2 separate regions of the Homo sapiens genome follow, and region 1 is linked to region 2. A link is an interaction called in ENCODE POLR2A ChIA-PET data of the cell type or tissue named here. Cell type or tissue: endothelial cell of umbilical vein. All regions are shown on one strand. Each heading gives the region's core, and the rest is flanking DNA. Links, peaks and the distances in the headings are about the cores only. Region 1 holds the start of LOC100128288 (a long non-coding RNA gene). Region 2 holds the start of TMEM107 (transmembrane protein 107).

The links. Peaks named below come from ENCODE experiments on the same cell type or tissue, not always from the same donor. Only the 100,000 strongest peaks of a DNase experiment are listed, where the experiment ranks them.
Region 1: POLR2A ChIA-PET joins it to region 2 with 6 read pairs; 7 of 35 experiments call an interaction of 5 or more read pairs at or near these places.

Annotation. Positions count from the first base shown.
Region 1 is chr17:8,350,822-8,365,833 of GRCh38, forward strand. KRABD2 (KRAB domain containing 2) reads right to left here. Exons shown (of 2, transcript NM_001304947.3): 2 at 8,001-15,012. LOC100128288 (a long non-coding RNA gene) reads right to left here and starts at 9,720. Exons shown (of 1, transcript NR_024447.1): 1 at 7,592-9,720. RefSeq lists an enhancer at 3,656-4,225. In endothelial cell of umbilical vein, for the core only: no CTCF peak of the experiment used is centred there; DNase peaks (open chromatin) are centred at 9,250, 9,640 and 10,100; H3K27ac peaks cover 3,211 bases.
Region 2 is chr17:8,167,777-8,182,788 of GRCh38, forward strand. TMEM107 (transmembrane protein 107) reads right to left here and starts at 8,604. Exons shown (of 5, transcript NM_183065.4): 1 at 8,424-8,604; 2 at 8,183-8,250; 3 at 7,981-8,081; 4 at 6,744-6,840; 5 at 4,681-6,496. The coding sequence starts at 8,510. The coding sequence ends at 6,427. SNORD118 (small nucleolar RNA, C/D box 118) reads right to left here and starts at 5,812; the gene lies at 5,676-5,812. It overlaps LOC105371520 (a long non-coding RNA gene), which reads left to right and starts at 6,334. Exons shown (of 4, transcript NR_188261.1): 1 at 6,334-6,422; 2 at 7,000-7,098; 3 at 13,623-13,739; 4 at 14,886-15,012. RefSeq lists enhancers at 5,259-5,348, 5,829-6,008, 7,992-8,041, 8,092-8,151, 8,143-8,754 and 5 more. In endothelial cell of umbilical vein, for the core only: no CTCF peak of the experiment used is centred there; DNase peaks (open chromatin) are centred at 5,725, 6,035 and 8,655; H3K4me3 peaks cover 1,779 bases; H3K27ac peaks cover 2,054 bases.

The DNA.
Region 1 (15,012 bases), core at 4,353-12,352, 180 kb after region 2:
TTAGCCGGGCGTGGTCATGCATGCCTGTAATCCCAGCTACTCGGGAGGCTGAGGCAGGAGAATCACTTGAATCTGGGAGGGGGAGGTTGCAGTGAGCCAAGATTGTGCCGTTGCACTCCAGCCTGGGCAACAAGAGCAAAACTCCATCTCAAAAAAAAAAAGATTGTTCACCTGCGACTTTGTATCCTTTTCATTAAGTGCAAAGAATTAAGGGAATATTGGAATCACTGTAGTCCATGCAGGATCCTGCATCCTGCAGCAGAGGTGACAGGGCCATTGTCTAGGGGGGACAGCACAGGGTTTTTCTCCCAGAAAACTCATGTGGCATGACTAGGGTTGTAGCTCTGGCTGCTTAGCCTCCCTTGGTTCTTACTCCTCTAAGCCTGTTCTTCAGCTTTCTGTAAGTTATTTCATATCCTTCCTTTTCTGCTTAAGTTAACCAGGGTTGATTTCTGTTGTATACAACCAAAAACCTTAAATAGAATATTTGCTAGAGCTTCTGATTTTTTCAAAAGATGCCGCCAATCCAGATGTTTTTATAAATTCTGATCTTTAAATTTTATTACTATAATTTTTTTTTAGAGAGAGACTCTTGCCCTGTCACCCAGGCTGGAGTGCAGTGGCATGATCATGGCTCATTGCAGCCTCAAACTCCTTGGCTTAAGCAATCCTCCTGCCTCAGCCTCCTGAGTAGCTAGGACTACAGGGATGTGCCACCATGCCCGGCTAATTTTTATTTACAAAACGTTTTTTGGGCCAGGTGCGGTGGCCCATGGCTGTAATCCCAGCATTTTGGGAGGCCGAGGCGGGTGGATCACTTGAGGTCAGGAGTTCGAGACCAGCCTGCCTAACATGGCAATACCCTGTCTCTAATAAAAATACAAAAATTAGCTGGTCATGAGGCCGGGCGTGGTGGCTCATGCCTGTAATCCCAGCACTTTGGGAGGCCAAGGTGGGCGGATCACCTGAGGTCGGGAGTTCGAGACCAGCCTGACCAACATGGAGAAACCCCATCTCTACTAAAAATACAAAATTAGCCAGGCGCAGTGGCACATGCCTGTAATCCAAGCTACTAGGGAGGCTGAGGCAGGAGAATCGATTGAACCTGGGAGGTGGAGTTTGCGGTGAGCCGAGATCGCGCCATTGCACTCCAGCCTGGACAACAAGAGTGAAACTCCGTCGCAAAACAAAACAAAACAAAACAAAACAAAAAAAATTAGCTGGGCATGGTGGCGGGTGCCTGTAATTTCAGCTACTCGGGAGGCTGAGGCACAAAAATCACTTGAACCCAGGAGGTGGAGGTTGCAGTGAACCGATATTGTACCACTGCACTCCAGCCTGGGCAACAGAGCAAGACTCTGTCTCAAAAAAAAAAAAAAAAAGTGTTTTTGGAGATGGTGGGGGGGGGATCTCATCCTGTTGCCCAGGCTGGTCTCGAACTCCCAGCATCAAGAGATCCTCCTGCCTCAGCCTCCCCAAGCACTGGGATTACAGCCATGAACCACTGTACCCAGCCAAAAATTTATTTTAATTGAATGTCTTGGTCCATTTGTGCTCTATAACAAAGTACCTGAGATTGGATAATTTATAAAAAACAGAAATTTATTTTTCACAGTTCTAGAATCCGGGAACTTTAAGATCAAGGCACCAGCAGACTCAGTGTCTAGTGAGGGCTTGCTCTCTGTTTCCAAGATGGTGCCTTCTTGTTGTGTTTTCACATGGCGGAAGAGAGGGAAGGGCCAAGCAAGTCTCTGAAGCCTTATTTTAAAAAATTAGGGCCAGGTGTGGTGGCTCACGCTTGTAATCCCAGCACTTTGGGAGGCCGAGGCAGGCAGATCACCTGACGTCAGGAGTTTGAGACCAGCCTGGCCAACATGGTGAAACCCCGTCTCTACTCCAACCCAGGCTGGAGTGCAATGGCGCGATCTTGACTCACCACAACCTCCGCTTTCATGCGCGTCCGTGTGAAGAGACCACCAAATAGGCTTTGTGTGAGCAATAAAGCTGTTTATTTCACCTGGGTGCAGGTGGGCTGAGTCCGAAAAGAGTCAGCAAAGGGTGGTGGATTATCATTAGTTCTTATAGGTTTTGGGATAGGCAGTTAAGAAGTTAAGAGCAATGTTTTGCGGGCAGGGGTGGATCTCACAGAGTACATTCTCAAGGGTGGGGAAAATTACAAAGAACCTTCTTAAGGGTGGGGGAGATTACAAAGTACCTTCTTAAGGGTGGGGGAGATTACAAAGTACATTGATCAGTTAGGGTGGGGCAGGAACAAATCACAATGGTGGAATGTCATCAGTTAAAGCTATTTTTACTTCTTTTGTGGATCTTCAGTTACTTCAGGCCATCTGGATGTATACATGCAAGTCACAGGGGATGCGATGGCTTGGCTTGGGCTCAGAGGCCTGACACCGCCTCCTGGGTTCAAGTGATTCTCCTGCCTCAGCCTCCTGAGTAGCTGGGATTATAGGCATGTGCCACCACGCCCCGCTAATTTTGTATTTTTAGTAGAGACAGGGTTTCTCCATGTTGGTCAGGCTGGTCTCGAACTCCCGACCTCAGGTGATCCGCCCACCTTGGCCTTCCAAAGTGCTGGGATTACAGGCAGGAGCCACCGCACCCAGCCTAGGATTGGGTATTCTTTCTTCCTTACCTATTTGGTGTATTGTGTCAGCTTAGCTAAACTGCAACTATTTTCCAGAAGTCTCTTCCTGCAGTGTTTCAGGTTAGCTTGAGCCACAGAGATATTTGGTAGGAGATTTGGAAGTGGATGTGGAGCATTTAATTACTAGTGTTAATTCCCTGTGCCACAGTAACGACATTCAAGGTGGTGGCTGATCTGTCACCCTGGGTGCTGGAATGAGGAGACATGGAGAGGAGCCCACAGCAGATACTTGATGGATAGGTAGTGCTATGGACTAAACCGTTTCTCCCTGAAATTTGTATGTTGAAGCCTTTACTCCCAATGTGGCTGTATTTGGAGATAGGGCTTTTTAGGAGGTAATTAGGGTTAAATCACGTCATAAGGGTGGGAGCCCTATCCGATAGGATTAGTGGTTCTTTATAAGAGACACCAGAGCTGTTTCTTTCTCTCTGCAAACATGCACTGAAGAAAGGCCGTGTGAGGACATAGCTAGATGGCAGCTGTCTTTGAGCTAGGAAGGAAGCCCTCCCCAAAAACGGAATCAGCCAGAACCTGGATCTTGAATTTCTTGCCTCCAGAATTGTGAGAAAAATAATTCTGTTATTTAAGGCGCCCAGTCTATGGACTTTTGCAATGGCAGCCTGAGCAGACCAAGACACACGGTGTGGGTGAGAATTTAACCTGGTTATTGTAAGCATCTAGGATTTTAGGGTTGCTTATTACCTTAGCATTACTGAGACTGCTGATGGACACAACTTCTTTGGCTAAAGGGAAGATAAAAATAGACTGAAACTAAAATTGTTCTGCTTTACAAAGACAACTCCCGATCCGCAGACCTCAATTTGAATTACAATCAGACAGCAAGGCTTGAAGAGGCTGGCAATATTCCATCAGAGAGAACAATAAATGTATGAAGTCTGAATAATGAAGGAAACATTTACAAATACACTTGACAGAAGAAGAAGGGAGGCAGGGTGGTGGCTCACGCCTGGAAGCCCAGCACTTTCGGAACCCAGGACAGGCAGATTGGTTGAGCTGAGGAATTCGAGATCAGCCTGGGAAACATGGTGAAACCCCGACTCTACAAAAAATACAAAAATTAGCCGGGCACGGTTGCACAGGCCTATAGTCCCAGCTACAAGGGAGACTGAGGTGAGAGGAGTGCCTGAGCCCAGGAGGTCAAAGCTTCAGTGAGCCAAGATCGCACCACTGCACTCCAGCCTGGGTGCCAGAGTAAGACCCTGTCTGAAAACAAACAAACAAACAAAAAAAAAAAAAGAAAAAGAATGTAAAGATTTTAAGATACAGCACAGTTATGCTTTTGATGATCATGTCTTCGTTCCTCAATATAGATTAGAATTTACAGTAGTTCCCTCACTATCTGGTATTTCCTTATTATCAGTAGTTCTCTCATTATCAAGAAATCCAAGATCAAGGTATCTGGTGGTTTTGCTTCGCTTTCCATGGTGTCAATTACCCGTGGTCAACTGGGGTCCAAAATTATTAAGCATGGCCAGGCACAGTGGCTCACACCTATAATCCCAGCACTTTGGGAGGCCCAGGTGGGTGGATCACTTGAGGTCCGGAGTTCAAGATCAGCCTGGCCAACATGGTGAAACCCCGTTTCTACTAAAAATACAAAAATTAGCTGGGTGTGGTGGCGCATGCCTGTAGTCCCAGCTACTCGGGAGGCTGAGGCAGGAGAACCGCTTGAACTGGGGAGGTGGAGGTTGCAGTGAGCCGAGATCGCACCACTGTACTCCAGCCTGGCGACAAAGCAAGACTCTGTCTCACAAAAAAACAAAAACAAACAACATTCTTAGGTTTTATTAGTTTCCTCAAGTGACTGAGTGCTAAGCATATTGATTTTGATTTTCACAGCACTGGAGTAAGTAAACTTTTATCTTGAAAACAGCTTTTTTTTTTTCTTTTAAAAATCTCTATTGTTGTTAGTTCAATAGTTTGTAGTCTCTGGCTGTAGCCAAGATTAGCCAGCCAGCTCTGAAACAGAGACATAGAAATAGGGTAAATAAAAACCAAGTGTTGGGCCGAGCCCAGCCATGGGGCAGGCTGAGGCAGGAGGATTGCTTGTGGCCAGTAGTTCAAGATCAGCCTGGACAACATAGTGAGACACTCAAGTGTCTCAAGAGTATGAAAAGACAAAGCACTCACTGGGACAAAGTATTTGCAAAAGACATATCTGATAAAAGACTGTTTTCCTCAGCAGGCAAAGAATTCTTAAAACTCAACTAACCAATTTAAAAATGTACAAAATATTTAAAAATATGCAAAAGATCTACAGACATCTCGCCAGAGATGATATACATATGGCAAATAACCATATGAAAGGATGTTCAACATCATATGTTCTCAAGGGAATTGCAGATTAAAACAATGAGATACCGCTGCATTTATTTGAATAGTTAAAATCCAAAATACTGACAACACCAAAAGCAAGTGATGATGTGGAATAACAGGAACTCTCATTCATTGTTGGTGGGAAGGCGAAATGGCCAGCAACATTGGAAGACAGTTTGGCAATTTCTTTTCTTTTTTTTTTTTGGGACAGTGTCTCCCTCTGTTGCCCAGGCTGGAGCGCAGTGGCACAATCTTAGCTCACTGCAGTCTCCGTCTCCCACATTCAAGCAATTCTCCCACCTCGGCCTCCAAGTAGCTGGGATTACAGGGGCGTGCCACCATGCCCGGCTAATTTTTTTTTTGCATGTTTAGTAGTAACGGGGTTTCACCATGTTGGCCTGGCTGGTCTTGAACTTCTGACCTCGGCCTCCCAAAGTGTTGGGATAACAGGCACGAGCCACCGTGCCCAGCCTGGTTTGGCAATTTCTTAAAAAACTAAACATACTTTTTTATTTTTTGAGATGGAGTCTCACTCTGTCGCCCAGGCTGGACTGCAGTGGCGCGATCTAGGCTCACTGTAAGCTCCACCTCCCGGGTTCACGCCATTCTCCTGTCTCAGCCTCCACAGTAGCTGGGACTACAGGTGCCCACCACCACACCCGGCTAATTTTTTTGTGTATTTAGTAGAGACAGGGTTTCACTGTGTTAGCCAGGATGGTCTCGATATCCTGACCTCGTGATCCGCCCACCTCAGCCTCCCAAAGTGCTGGGATTACAGGCGTGAGCCACCGCGCCCGGCCAAAACTAAACATACTCTTAAAATACAATCTCGTGATTGTTGTGCTCCTATTTACTCAAATGAACCAAAATCTGATGCCCACACAAAAACCACACACAAATCTTTATAGCAGCTTTATTCATAATTGCCGAAAATTAGGAGCAAGCAAGATATCCTTCAGTAGGTGAATGCATAAACTGTGGTATATCCATACAATGGAATATTATTCAGTGCAAAAAAGAAATGAACTATTCAAGCCACAAAAGACGTGGAGGAAACTTAAATACACATTGTGAAGTATAAGAAGGCAGTCTGAAAAAGGAACATACTATATATAACATTTTGGAAAAGGCAGAACTATAGAGAGTAAAAAGATCAGTGGTTTCCAGGAGTTTGGGGAGTAGGAAGGGAGGGATGAATAGCTAGCTAGAGTACAGGGGATTTTTGGGATAGTGCAACTATTCTGTATGATACTTTAATGGTAGCTACATGTAATTTTACATTTGTCAAAACCCATAGAATGAGCCAGGCATGGTGGCACATGCTGTAGTCTCAGCTACTTGGCAGGCTGAGGTGGAAGGATCACTTAGGCTCAGGAGCTTGAGGCTGAAGTAGACCATGACTGCGCCACTGCACTCCAGCCTGGGCAATAGAGTGAGACCCTGTCTCTAAACAAACAAACAAACACAATAGAATGCATAGCACAAAGAGTGAACCCTAATGTAAACTACAGATTTGCAGAGGCAGGAGAATTGCTTGAACCCGGGAGGTGGAGGTTGCAGTGAGCCGAGATCACACCATTCCACTCCAGCCTGGGCAACAAGAGCGAAACTCCGTCTCAAAAATAAAAATAAAATAAAAATAAAGTCCATTATTAAACAACAAAAAAGCACCCCAAAAACCAAGGGCCAAGAAAGAGGGAATATTATTTTTCTTTTCTTTTTTTTTTTTTGGAGACAGAGTCTCGCTCTGTTGCCCAGGCTGGAGTACAGTGGCGCAATCTCTGCAACCTCTGCCTCCCAGGTTGAAGCGATTCTCGTGCCTCAGCCTACTGAGTAGCTGGGGTTATAGATGCCCGCCACCTCGCCTGGCTAGTTTTTGTATTTTTAGTAGAGACAGGGTTTCAGCATGTTGGCCAGGCTGGTCTTGAACTCCTGACCTCAAGTGATCCACTCGCCTCGGCCTCCCAAAGTGCTGGGATTACAGGCATGAGCCACCACACCTGGCCTAATTTTCTATAATGGAGAAAACACAAGGCTTATGATTTTCTGCTTCCACAAAGCATTTGGCAGAAATAGGCCAGGAATCCCTATTTTGTAGCCAGGGGAAAGGAAGAATTGTTCTCGGTAGGGGACCACTCTCTAGGGTGAAGCCTGGTCAGTGCCATAGAAACTGTCCTTGGTATTTCTGAGAATTCTGGGTCCATGCTTGGTTAGCTGAGAAACTTGTCAGACACCATATTCTAGTGAGTGCCTGGAAGATACCTGTGAACAGAAGGGGAAACGACACAAGGCCTGGGGGCTTTCAGGCAGCTTTTGGGATCTGCTACATAAAATGCCAGGACTTGAAGACAAGTGACTCTCACTCACATGAATACTGCCTTTGCAGGCCAAAGAGCAAACTGCCAAGTTACTGCCCTGTATTTCCATGTTCAAAGCTGTCTCTCCTCTTTGGTGGGACCTTGTCAATTCTTCTTTTTTTGGACGTAATTGTAGAGTTACAGAAAAGTTGCAAGAATAGTACAAAGAATTCCCACTCTTCACCCAGATTCCCCAAATGTTAACATTTTACTGCATTTTTTTTTTTTTTTTGAGACAGAGTCTTGCTCTGTCACCAGGCTGGAGTGCAGTGGCGTGATCTTGGCTCACTGCAACCTCCGCCTCCTGGGTTCAAGCAATTCTCCTGCCTCAGCCTCCTGAGTAGCTGGGATTACAGGCGCGTGCCACCACGCCTGGCTGATTTTTGTATTTTTGTAGAGACGGGGTTTCACCATGTTGGTTAGGCTGGTCTCGAACTTCTGACCTCATGATCTGCCCACCCTGGCCTCCCAAAGTGCTGGGATTACAGGCGTGAGCCACCGCACCCAGGTGCATTGGTTTTATATCTCTCTGTCCCTCTGTCCCTCCCTTCTCTCTCTCTCTCCACACACACACACACACACACACACACACACACTCATTTTCCTGTACTATTTGATAATAAGTCGCCGACATAATGCTCTTTATCTCAAGATATTTCAACATCTATTTCCTAAAAACAAGGACATTCTCTTACATAACCACAGTACAATCCTCAAGACCAGGAAATTAACTTTGATACAATATTATACTCTTCAGACAATATTCACATTTTACCAACTGTCCCAATGATGCTCATTGTAATAAAAGAATATCCTGGATCATGCATCACATTTGGTTCCCAGTGTCTCTAGCCTACTTTAACTGGAATAGCTCCTCAGTCTTTCTTTGTCTTTCTCAACATTGCCGTTTTTTAAAGAGTACAGGGCAATTATTTTGCTGAATGCCCCTCAATCTGGGTTTGTCTCTTGTCTCTTCATAATTAGATTCAAGTAGCGCATCTGTGGTAGAAATGACACAGAAATGTTCTCAGTGCATCCTTTCAGGGCAGCAGTAGTTGTACATGTACTGGGGAGGTTAACTTTGATCACTGGGTTAAGGTGGTGTCTGCCAGGTCTCTGAGCGAGGATCCTGCTGATTATATTTCTCCCTGCAAGAAGTCCTCTAATACAAAGTAGGCAGGATGGAGAATGTTCAGCAGTGATCTGCAAATGGTCCTTGGAAACTTAGCTTGTGTGACTTCTCACTGAGCACTCCTTTACAGACTTACAAGTCTTTACTCTGTGCCTATTTTTCTGCATTTAGCAGTCTCTTTATTTGTTGGTACCACCAAAGGCCAGCATGATGCCTGGTACATACTTAGTGCTTATAAATGTCCAATGAATGAGTGAAACTGACAGGCTAGAGAAGGGGGTAGGTAAGGAGAGCTGGTCCAGGAAAAGCCCAGAATGACAGTGGATTTCAGAGAGGCTCTCTTCCTGATACAGAGGGCCCCTGCACCTACAGATGAAGAAGGGTGGCAGTTTCAGGTGTCTGGACTGGTTCTCTGCACCCCATTCAGGGCAGAAAGGCAGGGTTTCAGGACTGGGAGCCAGCTGTGTTATTACAGGTGGCCTGGGTTCTGTGTTGAGCGAGATCCTAATGGTCCCTACATTTAAGGCAGCCATTTCCAGCATTTTGGCCATTGCATCAGGAGAAAGAGAGGCAAAAACAAGAGGGGATGTCATTCAAAGAACAGTACACTGAATTGTGGGGGTAGAGTGGGGAGGAGGAAAGAGGCAAACATCTGGCCACTGAATGACTCACCAAAGTTAGGAGTGAGCCATCTGTGTGAATCCCAGAGGAAAGGCTCACAAGCACTCATCTGCTACGTACTCACCCTGTAATGTCGCGGGAAATGCATAAAAGTGAAAAGAACTCCTACGCCAAAGTTCCAGGTGTGGAAAAGTTATTCTGAGCAAGGAGCTAGTCAACAGAAAGGATGTAGCAATTCAAATTACATAGAACAATAAGATTTAACAAATTGAGACATGGGGAAGCAAAAAGCAAAATATCAGGACCAAATTTTAAATGGAAAAGGGAAACTCTAACTAGATCCAAACCAAAATGATAATAATAATGATAATAATAATAATGAAGAAAAGTAAACATAAGAAAAATATGATTCTAAAAGGCAAAGTCTCATATTAAAACGGAAAGGCAATTTGCTCAGGAAGCTCACATTTCCTGCCTTCTTTGTTTGCTTGGAAAACACAGTAGAGTCGACCATCTGGGGTAATTAATTCTAGGGTAAAAATGTCAGAACCTGGGTAAACAAAGATTAGCACCATGATAAAAATAAGGAAGAACCAGGAACTAAAAAAGAAACCAAATTCAGTAAGTTCAAAGGGATAGAATTCTGAAGAAAATTCTGAAGATTCCAGGGACAAGCTTGTTTTGCCATCCGTCAACTTTTTGAATGAGAGTCCTGGGATAACTCTTGCTCTTTTATATTTCAAAGTATCTCAGGTTTCAAATCAATTTCTATAAAGCTTCCACAAAACAAATGGAAGGAAGAACTGTAAATCACAAACTAAAAAAAACAAACAAAACAAAAAACCTTTCCCCCTTACAATTCAACAACCCAAAGTCACCAAATTGAAGAAGGGTAAAGTAATTGCAGAGGTAACGGGCTCATGCACTGATTGAACCTAACCTTGGCAAACCATACTTCAATGGTCTGTTGTACTAATGTCCAGAAAGCATGCAAAATAATTTGGAAGCAAGAATGTAAGTCTGAGCTTCTCGGTTGCCTCCCCCACTGCCCTTCCTTCTCAGTGCTAATGACATTCCAATGCTTAGTCTCAAAAAAACCACTGGTAATAGGGATCTCAGAAATATCAGAAGAAAACGTTCCTTCTACCCCTAGAGCTGCAGACAAGCAGATTCTATTCCACAATATAAGGCCAAAGCTAGTTCTGAAAAAGTGGGTAAATAGAGAACATTCACAAAAGCATTCATCTCTAAGTCTCCTATCTTCTCTCCATCTCGGAAGTGGGGACATGTGCCCTGGCAGGAAGCTCAGGCTGGGGTTCTAGAAGAGGTAGGAAGTACAAAAGTAGAAGAGGACAGTCTTCATACTACACAGGGCAGAACTGGAAGAGAACTTTAAAACGAGTTGGTTCAATTGTCTGTCACCTTAGATGAGGAAGCCAAGTTCTGGAAAGAATAAGTGACTCTGGCAGTGCCTAGAGTAGCCGATGGCCTGAGTTTCTTCCTGCCACCCCACACAAAACAAGTGCAACCAGGAAATTCATGTGCCTAGACCTGATGCCTTAATTCCAAAGCTGCAAAGGTAGTTGGGACCATATGATAGTCCAACTTGGATGCCAGGTTTAAGTTGTTATCCTGTGAGTGAGGAACCACTGCAGATTTCTTTTTTTCCCCTGAAGGGCTGTGGTGCAATCGTAGCTCACTGCAGCCTTGACCTCCTGGGCTCAAGAGATCCTTCCACCTCAGCCACCCAAGTAGCTGGGCCTACAGTGTGAGCCACCAAACCTAATACCATGCCTCACTATGTTGCCCAGGCTGGTGTCGAACCCTGTGGCTCAAGCAATCCTCCTGCCTCAGCCTCCAAAGTGCTTGGATTACAGGCACGAGCCACTGCACCTGGCCCAATGGAGATTCTTGAGCAGGGAAGATGGTTATAAGCATTGACCTTGGACTTGACACTTAGGTTTGAACCCTGGGCTAGTTATTACTTTCTGAGCTTTATTTCTTTCTTTATGAGAGGAAAATTAAGTCCTTAATACACCTATTTAAACTCATTTCTTCAGCTTCAACTGACTTTGTAGGATCGTAAGGATTACATAAGAAAATGAATTTAAGGCCAGGCGTGGTGGCTCACGCCTGTAATCCCAGCACTTTGGGAGGCCAAGGTGGGTGGTGGATCACGAGGTCAGGAGATCAAGACCGACCGTCCTGGCTAACATGGTGAAACCCCGTCTCTACTAAAAATACAAAATAGCCGGGCGTGTTGGCGGGTGCCTGTAGTCCCAGCTACTTGGGAGGCTGAGGCGGGAGAATGGCGTGAACCCGGGAGGTGGAGCTTGTAGTGAGCCAAGATTGCGCCACTGCACTCCAGCCTGGGCGACAGAGGAAGATTCCATCTCAAAAAAAAAAAAGAAAATGAATTTAAAGCTCAATACTAATACTGTAGGTAAATTAGTATTCAGTAGTGTTAACTATTATTCCAAGCAGAGCTTTACTTCTGGAAGATTCACTAGGTGGGTTGTCTCCAATCAACAAAGGTAACAAGAGCCTGTCCTGGGGGAATGGAGAGATGGTAACAGATTTAAGACATTTCAGAGTTAGCCTATCAGTTATGTACTGTTGCATAACAAACCACCTCTAAACTCGGTGGCTTGAAACAACAACATTCATTTATTTTGCACATGACTCTGCAATTTGGCCAGGGCTTGTCTCTGTTCTATACAGTATTGAATGGACGATGAACTGGGGGCTGGGGAGTCTCCTTTTAAGATGGCTCACTCACATGGTTGGCAGGTTGGTTCTGTCTGTTGGCTAAGAGCTCAGCCAGGGCCGAGGGCCCAGGGCTTTGGCTCCTCTCAATGTGGGCCTCTCCACAGGCTGCCTGGGCTTCTTCACAACATGGTGACTGTGTTTCAAGAGTAAACCATTCCAAGAGAGTGAGGTGGCATTTTTATAACAGCCTCAGAAGCCACATATTATTACTGTTTTGTACTAGACTGGTCAAGGCAAGAACAAATTTCTGCCGAAGTTCAAGGAGGGGTGATAAAAACTCCATCTCTTGATAGGAAAGTGCAAAGTTCTCGAAGAACATGTGTTACAGATATACTGTTGCATTGACATTTGGAAAATATAATCTGCTACTGGTAGGGATGACATGATTTAGCAAATTGGCTAGGGGCAGTGAGGGAGAATGATACACTGATGACTCTGGGTTGGGTGACCCATGGTGCCATTAATAGAACTAGTGGAATACAGAAGGAAGAATATGTTAGGGGAGATTATTGACTCTGAGAAGCCCATAGTAGTCAGAAGGCAGGAGCCTGGAAGAGGCATAAGTGAGTCTTACACAGAAAAGTCACAGCTAAAACTAAGACTAGAAGAAATGGCCAAGGATGAGAAAGAAAATCATAACAGATTTTTAGAAAACAATTTTTTTTTTGAGAGGGAGTCTCACTCTGTTACCGAGGCTAGAGTGCAGTGGCACGATCTCAGCTCACTGCAACCTCCGCCTCCTAGATTCAAGCAATTCTTGTGCCTCAGCCTCCTGAGTAGCTAGGATTACAGGCACCTGCCACCATGCCTAATTTTTGTATTTTTAGTAGAGATGCGGTTTCGCCATTTTGGCCGGGTTGGTCTCAAACTCCTGACTTCAGGTGATCCGTCCATCTTGGCCTCCAAAGTGCTGGGATTACAGGCATGAGCCACTGCACCTAGCCTATTTTCTACTTTTTAAATGGCATTATTTTTCCATACCAGTATTTATTTTTATGTAGCCAGATGTATTAATATTTTTCTCCAAGATCACAAACATCTTTTTTCATACATACATATATATATCATACATATATATGTCATACATATATATCATACATATATATATCATACATATATATATCATACATATATATATATATATATATATATATATATATTTATTTATTTATTTATTTATTTTTTAGACAGATTCTTGCTCTGTTGCCCAGGCTGGAGTGCAGTAGTGCGATCTTGGTTCACTGCAACCTCTGCCTCCCGAGTTCAAGTGATTCTCCTGCCTCAGCCTCCTGAGTAGCTGGGATTACAGGCGCCTGCCACCACACCCAGCTAATTTTTGTATTTTTAGTAGAGACAGGGTTTTGCCAGGTTGGCCAGGCTGGTCTCGAACTCCTGACCTCAGGTGATCCACCCACCTTGGCCTTCCAAAGTGCTTGGATTACAGGCGTGAGCCACCGCACCCAGCCCCCCAATATTTTTATCATTATTTTTAAATGTTTAATGTTTAGGGGTCAGACTTCATTTTTGTCAAATGGACAGCCAATTGATCCAGCCCCATTAACTGAATAATACAACCCTTCCCACTGATTGAAATGCCACTTCTATCATAAGTTCCTAGAGATACACAGGTCTGTTGCTGGCCATTTTTCTTTTTCTTTTTTCTTTTTTTCTGGAAACAGGGTCTCTGTCACCCAGGCTGCAGTGTGGTGATACGATCATGGCTCACTTTAACTTTGGCCTCCCAGGTTCAAGTGATCCTCCCACTTCAGCCTCCCAAGTAGCTGGGATTACAGGTACATGGCACCATGCCCCGCAGTGGCCTTTCTTCAGCAGTGGGCCACAGAAACGAATATGCATGTGAGTGGCTGAGGGTGGCCACCTGGAGAGTGCCACATGCACTGCGTCTCCTCATTTGCTGCTGTGCAGAAATTGTGGACCCACTGTGGCCACATATGCCGAGTTCTCAAGAGGTGCTAGACATCCAGATTTTTATATGAACTCTCCAGTGTTTAAAGTGTTGGCAATTAATTAAAAAAAAAAAATTTAAAATGCCGGGCACCATGGCTCACGTCTGTAATCTCAGCACTTTGGGAGGCCAAGGTGGGTGGATCACCTGAGGTCAGGAGTTTGAAACCAACCTGGCCAAAATGACAAAACCCCGTCTCTACTAAAAATACAAAAATTAGCCAGGCGTGGTGGCGGGCACCTGTAATCCCAGCTACTCAGGAGGCTGAGGCAGAAGAATCACCTGAACCCGGGAGGTGGAGGTTGTAGTGGGCCGAGATCACGCCATTGCACTCCAGCCTAGGCAACAAGAACGAAACTCTGTTTAGAAAAAAAAAAAATTAAAAACATTATGTGGACAAAATACATTTGCAAGCTGAGACTAGCCTGTGGCACACCGGTTAGTGACCTCTATTCCACATGCTGAAATAATGCAGGCCAGACTGGGTCCAGGAATCCACCTCTAACTCTTTCCCACTGCCAACATTAAGATGCAAAAGAGGAAGAGTGATGTGGCAGCTCCTGGAAACCCAGGCATCTCTGGGAAAGCAAGCAGTGTTATGGCTCATGTGTCACCTTTTACCCACAGGAGTTGATGATGTGGTTCCCGGTATGCCAAGTAACTAGGAGGGAGGAGGTCAGCACTGGGGAGGGGAAGGTAACATCCTCAGTCAAAGTTGGACCTCCCAGACCTGTTAGGCAGAGTTACAAAGAAAGACAATGGGTTGGAAGGAGGATGGAAACTGAGGTGCTGGCCAAGAACATAGCAAGATTTTGGCCCCCCAAAACAAGCTGGAAAGTGATGTCACTTCCTATGTAATAATAATGTGGCTTCCGTGGAAACCTTCCAACTTAACACTGCAGAATCTGAAAAGAAATGGCAATGAGCAGAGGTCTCCCACCCTCACGTGGAGGACAGGGTCCGCAAAGATGAGTCACATTGTAGAACTTCACTATTCAGAGAAAGCCCCTTCACATGCAGAATCTCGCTGGTCTCTCAGGACAATCCTGTGAGGTAGGCAGCACCAGGGGTGTTACTGCCCCTTACAGAAGAGGGAACTGGCATTAGTGATGATCAGAATGGGTCTTAGATAGCTCTGGGATGTGCAGGAAGGACACTTGTATGA
Region 2 (15,012 bases), core at 2,491-10,490:
GACTTAATGACCAAGACACTTGCCAACCCTCCTCAAACGGATTAAACCGAAAAAGAAGAATCTTGTAACTAGAACACAGCTAGAAACAGCAGGATCCAGGTCCTCAAAAGTTGCCATCGGGGATCTGTCTCTCTGTTCTTCAGCTATGCTTGCCTCTGGCGTAGCTTCATTTCCACACAGGCAACATAAGCAGCTGCAGGCTCACATTTGTTTAAAATGTTATAGTTTTATATATATTTATATCTAGTTTATAGAGATGGGGGGGGTCTCACCATGTTTTCCAGACTGGTCTCAAACTTTTGGCCTCAAGTGATCCTCCGGCCTTAGCCCCGCAAAGTGCTGGGATTACAGGTGTGAGCTACCATGCCCGGCCCCAAAAATGTTATAGTTTTTAAATTTTTATTTGTTTTTTCAGAGACATGGTCTCACTCTGTCACCCAGGAGGGAGTGCAGTGGCACAATCAAAGCTCACTGCAGCCTCGAACTGCTGGGCTCAAGTGATCCTCCCACCTTAGCCTCCCAAGTAGCTGGGACCACAGGCGGAGACCACCACATCCACATCCAGCTAATTTTTAAAATTTTTTGTAGAGATGGGGGTCTCATTATGTTGCCTAGGCTGGTCTCACACTCCTGGGCTCAAACAGTCCTCCTGCCTTGGCCTCCCAAAGTTCTGGGATTACAAGTGTGAGCCACTGCACTCAACCTTGTATATTAAACACACACACATGCACACACACACACACACACAATTTATCTTCAGAATTTCAAAAGTTCAAAAGAGCATATGCAGAAAGTTTCTCCCCCACCCTGTATCCCAGCCACTCAATCTGCTTTCTCACAACAGCCAATACTCCCGGTTGCCTGCACCTCCTTTCAGAGGTGGTCCATGCATATGTAAGCAATCATGTTTGTAGTTTTCCCCTTTTTTACACCAATGGAAGCAAACTACATGCACTTTTCTGCACCTTGCTTTTGTCACTTAATGTATCTTGTATATTGTACCATTATACTGCATAAAATTCCCTTTCTTCTGGTGGCATAGTATTCCACAGTATGCATGTATCAGAATGTAACCAATCCCCTACTGACAGACATTTAGGTTGTTTCTAGCCTTTTGCCAATACAAACAAAGGTGCAAAGAATATCCTACACATTCCCCTTTCAACTGTGTGCAAATATGTAGGGCTAATTCTTAGATATGAAAATACTAGTCAGGTGTGGTGGCTCACACCTGTATTCCCAGCTACTTGGGAGGCTGCAGTGGGAGGCTCACTTTAGCCTAGGATTTCCAAGGCTTCAGTGAGCCATGATCATGTCACTGCACTCCAACCTGGGCAACAGAGTGAGACCCTGTCTCAAAAACAATAAAAATAACAAAAATAAATTCTAGGTCAAAGGAATAGGTGTTTGTGATTTTGATTTTCATGGGAATTGCTAAATTGCTCTCCATAGATGTGTTACCAACTTTTACTCCTACCAACAAATAGGCAACGCCTGTTTGCCCACACCCCCTCCAACACTCTATGAAACTTTTTGGTGATTACAAATATGCTAAGTTGAAACATGATCTGCATTTCTCATTGATGAATGAGGTTAGGCATCTTTTCATATAGTTGAGAGTTTTTTGTATTTCCTTACCAGTGAAATTTCTGTAGAAATGTTTTGTACAGTTTTATTGGGTTATTGGTATTTATCTTGTAAATTTGTAGATATATATATATGTCAAAATTAGTCCTTTCTCTGCAATATGAATTTAAAATATTCCCCCTAGATTATCATCTATTCTTTAACTTTTGCTTATAATTTTTTGTACTATGCATAGTTTTAACATTCTAATATATATTTAAAGTGTGTGAGTGTTTTCATTTATGCCTTCAGTGTTTTATTACCATACTTTGAGACTTCGAGACCAGCCTGGGCAACAAAGCGAGACCCCGTCACTACAAAAAAGTTAAAAAATTAGCTGGGTGTGTTTTTACCCGCCTGTGGTCCCAGCTACTCCGGAGGCAGAGGTGGGAGGATTGTTTGAACCCAGAAGGTCAAGGCTGCAGTAAGCTGTGAAGGCAACACTGCACTCCAACCTGGGTGACAGAGTAAGACTCTGCCTCAAAACAAAACGAAAAAAGCCATCAAAATTAGCCAGTAGTGGCAGTAGGTGCTTGTAATCCCAGCTACTAGGGAGGCTGAGGTGGGAGGATCACTTGAGCCTGGGGCAGCTGAGGCTGCAGTGAGCTATGATCATGCCGCTGCACTCCTGCCTGAGCCACAGGGCAAGACCCTGTCTCAAAAATAATAATAATAGGGCTAAGCACGGTGGCTCACATCTGTAATCCCAGCACTTTGGGAGACTGAGGTGGGCAGATCACCTGAGGTCAGGAGTTCGAGACCAGCCTGGCCAACATGGTGAACCTCCCCCCCAACCCCTGTCTCTTCTACAAATACAAAAATTAGCCAGGTGTGGTGGCACGTACTTGTAATCCCAGCTACTTGGGTGGCTGAGGCAGGATAATCACTTGAACCTGGGACGCGGAGGTTGCAGTGAGCCGAGATCGCGCCATTGCACTTCAGCCAGGGCGACAGAAGGCGACTCCATCTCAAAAAAAAAAAAAAAAAAAAAAAAAAGAGGGGAGGGGAGGGGAGATCAGCCGGGCGTGGCAGCATATGTCTGTAGTCCCAGCTACTTGGGAGGCTAAGGCAGGGGAATCGCTTGAACACGGGAGGCGGAGGTTGCAGTGAGTCGAGATCGCACCACTGCGCTCCAGCCTGGCGACAGAGCGAGACTCCGTCTCAAAAAGAAAAAAAAAATTAAGTTATTCAAAATATAAGGTTAAAAGTTCCAAGATTTATTTGAATACTTTTATGCTTTTGTTTTTGTTTTTTTTTTAAGACAGAGACTCCCTCTGTCACCCAGGCTGAAGGGCAGTGGCGCGATCTCAGCTCACTGCAACCTCCGTCTCCCGGGTTCAAGCGATTCTCCTGCCTCAGCCTCTCGAGTAGCTACGATTATAGGCAGACGCCACCACGGCCGACTAATTTTTGTATTTTTAGTAGAGACGGGGTTTCACCATGCTGGCTAGGCTGTTCTTGAACTCCTGACCTCAGGTGATCTGCCCACCTCGGCCTCCCAAAGTGCTGAGATTAAAGGCGTGAGCCACCGCGCCCAGGCTAATTATTTTATTTTATAGCATGCTTTTATTTCCAGGAAGAGTCCAGGCTTCTCTTTTCCCAAAAGTTCCAGCAATAGTCCTGTTGTCAAGGTTTATGCTTGAACCAATCACCGCGCCCAGGAAAACAGAATGAGCCTAGAGAGGAATGGTAGGGAGGGAGTGGCTGTCAGCCTCTTCCTAACCACGCAGACTAAGAATAAGGGAGGGTCTCCCAAAAGAAAATGGTGGTGCTGCCGGGCGCAGTGCCTCACGCCTGTAATCCCAGCACTTTGGGAGGCCGAGGCTGGCAGATCACGAGGTCAGGAGATCGAGACCAGCCTGAACAACATGGTGAAACCTCGTCTCTACTAAAAATACAAAAATTAGCCGGGCGTGGTGGCGCGCGCCTGTGATCCCAGCTACTCAAGAGGCTGAGGCAGGAGAATCGCTTGAACCCGAGAGGCCGAGGTTGCAGTGAGCCGAGATTGCGCCATCGCACTCCAGCCTGGGCGACAGAGCGAGACTCCCTCTCAAAAAAAAAAAAAAAGAAAGAAAGAAAGAAAGAAAAAGAAGAGAAAATGGTGGTGCTATTACCAGAAAGAAAGGATGGATACTGAACTGGCAAAAACAGATGTCTACTATGATGGGAGAATCCCAAGACCCAGTCAACTCAGGGAAAAGACACTGAGCAGTTACCACAGGCCTGACACTCTGCTACCCTTCTCCCCTGACAGACAGCAGTGGCCGGCGCCTGTAATCCCAGCTACTCGGGAGGCTGAGGCAGGAGAATCGCTTGAACCAGGGAGGCGGAGGTTGCAGATCGCGCCACTGCACCCTAGCCTGGGCGACAGAGCAAGACTCCATCTCAAAAAAAAAAAAAAAAAGTGTGAGTGTGGATGAGGGAACTGAGGCAGAAAGAGGGAAAGTGACCTCCTGCCCATCACACGGCCAAAAAGAGAAAAAACCACACTGGGACCCCGGCAGGCAGTCTGGCTACAGAGCTTGTTCCTGTAGTCCTGGCCCTGGGCTAGGGCTCACATACGTGAGCTGAGATCTGGAAACCAGCAGCATCTAGTTGATGTTTGAAAACAAGAGATGGGCCGGGCGCGGTGGCTCACGCCTGTAATCCCAGCACTTTGGGAGGCCGAGGCGGGTGGATCACGAGGTCAGGAGATCGAGACCATCCTGGCTAACACGGTGAAACCCCGTCTCTACTAAAAATACAAAAAATTAGCCGGGCGTGGTAGCAGGCGCCTGTAGTCCCAGCTACTCGGGAGGCTGAGGCAGGAGAATGCCGTGAACCCGGGAGGCGGAGCTTGCAGTGAGCCGAGATCGCGCCACTGCACTCCAGCCTGGGCAACAGAGCGAGACTCCGTCTCAAAAAAAAAAAAAAAAAAGAAAAGAAAAGAAAACAAGAGATGGATGAAGTCACCCGAAGAGCAGTGATCACCAGCACTTACGGGGCAAGCAGAAGAGACAACCCAGTATTATGTCCCCAGTAACTGACACACTGCAGGTACTCAATAAGTATTTATTGAATTAATGTAAGAAGGAACAACCAGAACAGTATAATAGTAGGCAAACCAGGTGAACCACTGTTTCAAAACTAAGGGAGAAAAAAGTGCAAAAGAGGGGAGTGGGAGAAACGCGGTGGCTCATGCCTGTATCCTAGCACTTTAGGAGGCCTAGAGGCCTAGTGGGGAGGACGGCTTGAGCCCAGGAGTTTGGGACCAGCTTGGGCAACACAGTGAGACCCTGTCTCTATAGAAAAATTTTAAAACAACCAGGTGTGGTGGTGCTCACCTGTAGTCCCAGCTACTTGGGAGGCTGATGCAGGAGGATCATCTGAGCCTGGGAGTTTGAGGCTGCAGTGAGCCATGATCCCACCACTGCACACTGCACTCTAGCCTGGGCAACAGAGTGAGACTGTCTCAAAAAAAAAAAAAAAAAAAACCAAAAGAGGGGGGTGGTCAACATACCATATGCTGAAGAGAGGTCAATCTCAAGTCTGAAAAGTGACTCTGGATTTGGGAAGAAGTCATTGGTGATGATGAGTTTCTTGGGGGTGTACTGGTAGATTTTTAACAACCAACTCTCCAAAAACAAATGTATCCATGTATATACATCTGCGCCGTGCACTCCTGCCTTGGCGACAGACCAAGACCCTACCTCAAGGAAAAAGAAATACAGTTCCTATTGAATACCATCCTGAGGGCAACCACCATGTGCACAAGACTGCAGATATTTACTGATGTGCAATGTTTCCTGAGAAGTGAGGATTAAAGTTATCAAACGACAAAAAACAAAGAGCCCATTTGTATTATTTCACTGCCTAAATTCCAGAAAGCAACAAAAACCAAATCACAATTTTCAAGAACAAACAAATTTAGCAAGACTGCAAAATAGACAAACAGCAATAGCAAGACTGCAAAATAGACAAACAGCAAGGTTATCCCAGTCAGAACTTCATAGCTATGTTTGTGGATATCTGCTAATCAGCATAACACAAATGTAAGTGATCGTCAGAAAGAATCAGACAGGAGCAATCAGGGTGTTGCAAGTCCTGATTACGCAGAGACGTTAATCACGTTTCATGCATCTCCAATCATCATGTTCTAATCTGCCCTCCGGAGGAGGAACAGGTAAGGATTATCCCACCTGACGATACAGACAAACAGCCGACATTCTGCACTCAGTGAAAAAGATTCCGTTACAAGCTAGGGTGAGTTCATAACGCGCTGGTATGAGCAATCCTATTATTTAGCGTCCTTCCAGTTGTTTTGCCATATTAGCTCGCACATTTTTTTAAATTTTTTTTTCATTCGGCTGCCGAAAAGGAATAAATTACTTCTTCCCAGAATGCTCCGATCAGTTACGTGCCGGACGTTCTAACTGTACGCACTTTCTATTTACATATCTCCGCCCACTCCCTTCCGCCAGGCACCTACCGTAGTAACCAAAATAGAAGCGATACCAAGTATCTTACGGTCTGCAGGACTAGAAAACAGCGTTGTTTTTTTTTTATTCAGTAGTTCAGCCATCTCAATTGTCCCCTAAAACTGTATATAAGTCTTAATGTTACTACAAAACATATTTTATTACAAAGCACTAAATACAATGCGGATAATCCCAGACTCAAGACGTAATTATTCCAACACATATCCTCCAGCAGAAGCAGTTTCCGAGGGGAAAACCGAAGCCTATGCCTTCCTTCTTCCAGGAATACGAAGCGGCCCTTGCCCCTGTAGGCTTCGTCCTTAGGTTCCCGTCATGAAGGTAATCAGAAGGGTTTCTTTTTCAGCCCAAAGACGGTGACGAATAAAGCCATTTCAGTGACAGCTGGAAGGGCACTACCAAGGCAAGTGGTAGATTCAGAAACCCTTTCAGTATAAATACCCAAATCTCCAAACCAGAGACCCCACCTCTGAAAGTGTAGGGCAGGTGGCATGGGGGGTAGGGGATGAAACTTTAAAAGCCTACAGGATGTTGAGTGGATCTGGTATCTCACACATGGAGGAAAGGGCTGGGTAGGGGAAAAACCTTCAGGTTTAGGGCCAACCTTCCTCCCTCATCCCCAAATATTGGATGCTACCACACCTGCAGAAGACAAAAATGTACCAATACGTAGTGCACTCCCAACGCTCGAATATGAAGAAGGACAGGGCCACGGATGCACTACAGTGAGCCCCAATGGCTTGGGAAGGCACGAGATTAAGGAAAGTCTTTGGATCGACAGACAGTGATGGGTCAGAAAAGGCCAGTGGTGGGGCTGGCATCTGCATTCAGGTTCATCCCTTGCTCCCTCACCATGTTTCAAGGGCTAGAGTCAGCAGCTCTGACTTCTGAATTTTAGGACAGTCATGTGAGGAGAGACCAGAAGTGACTGCACAGATCGGACCTCAGGCTACCCTACCCCTTATCTGTGGGCCAGCCTGGATCCTTCAGATGAGAGGTAAGAGTAGGCTCTCCTTCTGCTATGCCACAAAGGAGTGCTGACAGCGACTTAATATGCGCTGGAATCAGCCTCCAGTGTCCTGGTCCTCCTGGTCCACAATTCTCTGACCCATGTGCCTCATCTCCTTTGCCTCTTCTGAGTTCCCAGTGCTCGCTTCCGTTGCCTCTTCTGAGTTCCCATTGTGCTTTATATCTTTTGTTTGTTTTTTGACAGAGTCTTGCTCTGTTGCCCTGGCTGGAGTGCAGTGGCACGATCTCAGCTCACTGCAACCTCTGCCTCCCGGGTTCAAGCAATTCTCCTTCCTCAGTCTCCTGAGTAGCTGGGATTACAGGAGTGCGCCGCCACGCCCGACTAATTTTTGTATTTTTAGTAGAGACGGGGGTTTCACCATGTTGGTCAGGCCGGTCTCGAACTCCTGACCTCAGGTGGTCCACCTGCCTCGGCCTCCCAAAGTGCTGGGATTACATGCGTGAGCCATCGCGCCCTGCCTGTGCTTTCTATCTTCACACACTTCTATAGCACAGTGCTTATCACACTGAATTACAGATTTGTATCTACCTCCTCCTCATTGTAAAAAGAAACGGTGGGGTTTTTATTATTCCTATTATTTTTGTAGACTTGGGTTCTCACTATGTTGCCTCCTGCCTGCGCCTCCCACAGTGCTGGGATTACAGACGTGAGCCAACATGCCTGGCCAAAAACTGTATTTTACTCTCATTTTGGGATTTTAAGTGCCTAGTAAACAGCAGGATTTAGCACATCGTTGAAGATCTTTGAACTGGAAGGATTGGCTACAGCAGACACTATTGTGTCAGGTGGCTGAAGGGAGTCCTGATAGAAGTGGGTCGTGTGGGAAAGGTGGGCAGGCAGAAAGGATACAGATGAGGCTCTGGGTGCTGTTGAACATGGAGACTCCTGAGAGGAAACCGGCCAGCTCCACTGCAAAGAGGCCCAGGGTGACAGAGAGCGCGGCCACCAGCCTGCAGAGAGGAAGTGGACTGGCCCAGGCCTTTGGACTTATTCTAAGACCCCTCCACTCCCACCACCTCTTCGTTCTGGCCACCCCGTCCCAAGAGCTCACTGAATGTCCTGCTTGTCATACTCCTCGGGGGTGAACGTGAGAGGCAGGCAGGCCTGTATGTTGCTGTCCTGGGAGCAGGGCACAGGAAGAGAAGTGAAAAAGGGGCAGGCTGCAGGGCAGGCCTGGGGGCGGCGGGAAACAAGAAAACCCAAGAGGGTAAGACACTGGGAGGGGGCAGGGTAGGACTAGGACCACTCAGAGATGGGAATGGGGACGGATTGAGTGCAGCCGTGGGTCTTACCCGGGACCAGAATAAGGTGATGACGACCACCAGATGCGCCAGGAGCGTCAGGAAGCGAGAGGGCACAAGCCCTGAGACCCGGCCCATGGCCCTCGGGGACAAGGGCGGCGGTCTCTGAGGCTGGAAGTTCAGAGACAGCGACTCCTGAAGTCTCCCCGCAAGCCGACAAATCTAGACGAACGCCTCCTTCCCGCCCGCTCAGGCACCGCCCAGTTGCCTTGGTAACCGTGTACGCGGGCTCGGCGCCGCGTTCTCGGAAATCCTCGCGAGCAGTACATTCTCCGGCTGCTGCGGGTCTCTCAGGGCCAGCGAAGGTCAGGGGTACCCGAAGGCGCTTCTAACCTAACGGCTGGGTACCCGCGCGCAGCCAGGCCCTTTGTTCCTCAGAGGGTGCGAGGTGGCACAGCCCCGCAGCGCCCGATCTGCCCACGCAGGGCGGATGAACGGAAACCCACCCTGGCCTAGCTTGGGGACACCAATGCTTCTGCTGTTGCCCACGCCGGGAGCGGCCCCCAGCCCCAGCTACGCTGCCCAGTTGTGGATCACTTGAGACCGCTGCCACCACCACGCCGGGCTGAGTTCCCCGCCATGCCGAAGACTCAGACCCGCTCCCCTTCCCCTCCTCTGCATGCCTTTAGCTTCCCACCAAGCTGGGCCTGAGAAACAAGGGACCCGAACCTGGAGAGGCCGGTGTTCCTGGACTGCTCTGCAGTCACAGATTGTCACGGAGCCCCTGGTTGTCTGAGGACCCCAGGCCTGAACCTTCCTTGAGGAAGACTGATTTCTTTCAGACTACTTTGCTCAGTTTGGTGAGGGATTTGCAGAGTGCAAAAAATGGCCAGCGTCCTTAAACTAGCATGGGGATAAGAGCAGAGCAAGGTGGCTGGAAAGAGTGGGAGTGGACGAAGGGAATGGGACAGTCCCTGCGTCTCTGGGAGGCTTGGAGCCGGCTGGAAGGGAAACTCAACTCAGATTTCTTTGTCCCTTGGAGGTGCTGGGCCTCCGACATTGCCCAGCTACAGTCCAAGAAGCTCTTATCATCGGCGACCTCATGACCTTTGGGCCTCAGCGCAGGTCCCTGCAGATCTGAAAGTTCTTTAATTGCTGAGTCAAGTCCCATCCTCAAGGAACCTCCCGGCCCATCTCCCAGGAGAACAATCTCTTCCTACTCCCCACTCCCCATCTCAGTGCTTTTAGCCAGCCTAAACTACAAGCCCAAGAGGCATTTCTCATTCCTTCAACAAATATTTGTATATGTTTATTGATTACCTAGTAAGGGTATTCTAGTCAGGGAGATCAACAACAGACATGCAAACAAATAAATCCGTAAGATAATAGGCGCTACAAACAGGGAAAAGCGGGCTGTGCACTGTGGCTCACACCTGTAATCCCAGCGCTTTAGGAGGCCTAGGAGGGCGGATCACCTGAGGTCAGGAGCTCGAGACCAGACTGACCAACATGCTGAAACCCTGTCTCCACTAAAAATACAAAATTAGCCGGGCGTGGTGGCGCGTGCCTGTAATCCCAGCTATTCGGGAGGCTGAGGCATGGGAATCGCTTGAACCCAGGAGGTGGAGGTTGCAGTGAGCCGAGATCGCGCCATTGCACTCCAGCCTCTGCAACAAGAGCGCAACTCCGTCTCCAAAAAAAAAAGAAACGCTAGAATTATAATTCTATAAAAATAGGGCATTTATAATTCTATTAAAATAGAGCATTTATTTTGTTTTATTTTATTTATTTACTTTTTCTGAGACGGAGTCTCGCTCTGTCTCCCAGGCTGGAGTGCAGTGGCGCAATTTCGGCTCACTGCAAGCTCGGCCTCCCGGGTTCACGCCATTCTCCCGTCTCAGCCTCCTGAGTAGCTGGGACTACAGGCGCTCGCCACCATGCCCGGCTAATTTTTTGTGTTTTTAGGAGAGACGGAGTTTCACTGTGTTAGCCAGGATGGTCTCGATCTCCTGCCCTCGTGATCCGCCAGCCTCGGCCTTGCAAAGTGCTGGGATTACAGGCATGAGCCACCGCGCCCAGCCGGACATTTAACCTTAAACTTTATTTTAGAAACTTTGGCCAAAAATTGGCCGGGAGCGGTGGCTCAGGCATGTAATCCCAGCACTTTGGGAGACCGAGGCAGGGAGATCACCTGAGGTCAGGAGTTTCAGACCGGCCTGGCCAACATGGTGAAACCTCATCTCTACTGAAAAAAAAAAAAAAAAAAAAGTTAAAAAGTTAGCCAGGTGTGGTGGCGCCCGCCTCTAATCCCAGCTATTCCAGAGGCTGAGGGAGGAGAAGTGCTTGAACCCGGGAGGCAGAGGTTGCAGTGATCCAAGATCGTGCCACTGCACTCCCGCCTGGGAAACAGACCAAGACTTCGTCTCAAAAAAAAAGAAAAGAAATAAAAAGAAAATGCACTCTGGGACCAGAAGCAAAAGCCCATGCCTGTAATCCCAGCACTTTGGGAGGCCAAGGCGAAGTATTCCTTGAACCCAAGACTTTGAAGCCAGTCTGAGCAACATAGTGAGACACCTCTCTCTGTTAAAACAATAATAAAGGCCGGGAATGGTGGCTTACGCTTGTAATCCCAGAACTTTGGGAGGCCGAAGCGGGCGGATCCCCTGAGGTCAGGAGTTTGAGACCAGCCTGACAAACATGATGAAACCCCGTCTCTATTTAAAAATACAAAAAAAAAAAAAAAAAAAAAAATTAGCCGGGCATGGTGGCACACACCTGTATTCCCAGCTACTCGGGAGGCTGGGGCAGGAGAATCGCTTGAACCCGGGAGGCGGATGTTACAATGAGCCGAGATTGCGCCACTGCACTCCAGCCTGGACAACAGAGCAAGACTCCAACTCAAAAAAAAAAAAAAAAAAAATATATATATATATATATATATATACACACACACACACATATATACATACATAGATATCTTTTTAATAAAGTTTTAGGCCGGGCGCGGTGGCTCACGCCTGTAATCCCAGCACTTTGGGAAGCCGAGGCGGGTGGATCATCTGAGGTCAGGAGTTCAAGGCCAGCCTGGCCAACATGGAGAAACCCCGTCTCTACTAAAAATACAAAAATTAGCCAGGCATCGTGGCACGCTCCTGTAGTCCCAGCTACTCGGGAGGCTGAGGCAGGAGAATCTCTTGAACCCACGAGGTGGAGATTGCAGTGAGCTGAGATCACACCACTGCACTCCACTCTGGGTGACAGAATGAGATTCCGTCTTAAAAAAAAAGTTTTAAACAATAAACATTAATGTTTTCGGAGTCTTATATTGTATTATTAAGACAAGAAATTGGAAAAAAAATGGAATGATTTATAGGATTGAGGGTCCCTAAAATGTTGAACTCCTATATATTGAAACTATGTAATGACATTTTCATATAAACCATCTCTTTAAAAGACAGCACAGCCTTTTCTTCATATTGGAGACAATGTAATCACCAAAACTTGCTTTTATCCCCATGAAATAAAAGCTTGTGATTTTCTAAACTTTACTGAGGAGTTACTATTATTATTATTATTATTTTTTTAAAGGAGGTTCAACAAAGTCTCTCTTTGTTTTTTTTAGGCAGGGTCTTGCTCTGTCACTCAGGATGGAGTGCAGGGGTATGATCATGACTACAGTGACCCTCGACCTCCCTGGCTCAGGTGATCCTGCTGTCTCAGCCTCCGGAATAGCTGGGACTACAGACGCACGCCACCATGCCCAGCTAATTTTTGTATTTTTAATAGAGACCGCGTTTCACCGTGTTGGCCAGGATGGTCTCCATCTCTTGACCTCGTGATCTGCCCGCCTCAGTCTCCCGGCACCCAAAGTGTTGGGATTACAGGCGTGAGCCACCGTACCCGGCACCCCCCTCCCTTTTTTTTTTTTTTTTTTTTTTTTGAGACAGAGTTTTCACCTTTGTCGCCCAGGCTGGAGTGCAATGGCATAATCTCGGCTCACTGCAACTGCCGCCTTGTGGGTTGGGGTGATGCTCCTGCCTCAGCCTCCCTAGTAGCTGAGATTACAGGTACCCGCGACCATGCCCAGCTAATTTTTGTATTTTTAGTAGAGACGGGGTTTCACCATGTTGGCCCGGCTGTTCTCGAACTTCTGACTCCTGACTTCAGGTGATCCACCCGCCTCGGCCTCCCAAAGCGCTGGGATTACAGGCGTGAGCCGCCACGCCCGGCCAGTTCTTTTCTTAACTGTTGGACCCCTTCAAAGTTCTGAAGATAGTTTCAAACCTCCCTGCTCTCAGGATGGACAAGGAAACCCATTAAGTTTTCTCCTTTGAAATGACCCCCATTGCATTTGATTCCTAAAATGAGTGATAGTAATGACACCTAATTTACAATGAGAGATGAGCTTCCTGTATTCTCCAATGCAGAAATTACAGCATAGCAAGCATTCAAACGTTCTTAGGAGACAAGATAAAAAGACTGAAGGTTCAGCCTGGGCGACATGGCAAAACCCCGTCTCTACAAAACAATACAAAAAATTAGCCAAACATAGTGGTGCACACCTGTAGTTCCAGCTGCTTGGGAGGCTGAGGTGGGAGGTTCACCTGCACCCAGGAAGTGGAGGCTGCAGTGAGCCATGATCACACCACTGCACTGCAGCCTGAGTGCCAGGAGTGAGACCTGTCTCAAAAAAAAAAAAAAAAAAAAAAAAAGACTGACGAACTCTCCATGCTTTTCTTCCCTCTGTCTGCAACTTACATGCATTTTCGACCTAGACCTTCAGAGGTGAGCTCCCCCAGTGAGAGATTCATCAAATATAACTGTTCACAGATGAAAGAAGTTGTCATAGGCCAAAAGTGAGGAAAATCCAGGACCTGCTTTTGCAAGGTTTTCCAAGGTCTCTGAATAGAAGGAAGTGAAAGAGTCAGCTACATGAACATCTAGGGAAAGAGCATTCCAGACAGAGGACATAGCAAGTGCAAAGATGGTGAGAACAAGCCAAGTGTGTTTGTTGAACAGTAAGGAAGGCAGCATTTCAGAAACCTAGTGATGGAAGGGGAAGAAAAGTTCAGTGTGAGGTTCGTTAGGTAAACAGGGGCCAGATGAAGCCAGGCCTTGCAGCTACAGGGAGGGACATGGTCAGGTTGGTGTTCTAGATGATGACTCTAGTTGCAACATGGATAATGGATTTTAAGCAAATTTTATTTTTATTTATATTCTTCTTCCATTTTTTTTCTTTCTTTTAAGCAGATTTTAAACAGAAGGCTAATAATTATCCAGAAGAGACAGGATGAGGCTTGGACAAAGGAGGTGGAGGGTATCAAAAGATATTTAGAAGATAAAGGAAGTCTGGACTTGGTGCTGTGGGTGAGTGGGAAAAAGGGAGGGTCAGGATGGCTGTTAGATTATGGGGGCTCTGACAGCTGGAGGTCTGGGGCATTCTGCTTATAATAGGCCTTCTGGGCCAGGCGCAGTGGCTCACGCCTGTAATCCCAGCACTTTGGGAGACCGAGGCAGGCAGATCATGAGGTCAAGAGATTGAGACCATCCTGGCCAAAATGGTGAAACCCCATCTCTACTAAAAATACAAAAATTACCCAGGCATGGTGGTGTGCACCTGTAGTCCCAGCTACTTGGGAGGCTGAGCCAGGAGAATCGCTTGAACCTGGGAGGCGGAGGTTGCAGTGAGCCGAGATCGAGCCACTGCACTCCAACCTGGCGACAGAGCGAGACTCCGTCTCAAAAAAAAAAAAAAAAAAAATAGGCCTTCTGCATAGGGGACTTACTATATAAGTAACAACGGGGTAGTCACATTTCATGTCCTGAACTGATAAACAGTGAGTAGCCTTTCCTGTCATTTTCCATGACCTTGGTTCACAGAAGCCTGCCCTATAGAGACGCTATTTCTGCCTGCTCACAAAACCGATATTTAGAGCCAGCCAGTGGCCATAGGAGGTACTGCTGGTGATGAGGTGTCCCCCCAAGTGACTACTCACTCCAGGACTGGGACCCACAAGTACTAAGATTTGAACTCTTAATAAAAGGAGTTAAAAATCGTTTTTTTATCATGGACAAATTCAAACATGACAAAATAAAGAAAATAGCCGGGTGCGGTGGCTCATGCCTGTAATCCCAGCACTTTGGGAGGCCGAGGTGGGCAGATCACGAGGTCAGGAGTTCGAGACCCTGGCCAACATGGTGAAACCCAGTCACTACTAAAAATACAAATATTAGCTGCATGGTGGCAGGTGCCTGTAATCCCAGCTAATCGGGAGGCTGAGGCAGCAGAATCATTTGAACCTGAGAGGTGGAGGTTGCAGTGAGCTGAGATCGTGCCATTGCACTGCAACCTGGGTGACAGGGCAAGACTCCTTCAAAAAGAGGGGAGGGGAGGGGAGGGGGAAAGGTGAGGGAGTGGGGAGAGGGAAGGATGGGGGAGCCGAGGGGAGGGGAGATAATGAACACTTCTATTCTGCTTCAACAATTATCAACACATGGCCAACTTTGTTTCAGGTATACCCTCCCTCATGGCACACACCAGGTTATTTTGAAGCAAATCCTAGACGTCATCAAACAGTTCAAATTGCCCAAGTGTCTCCTACACACTTCTTTTTTCTTTTACAGTTTGTTTGAATCTGGG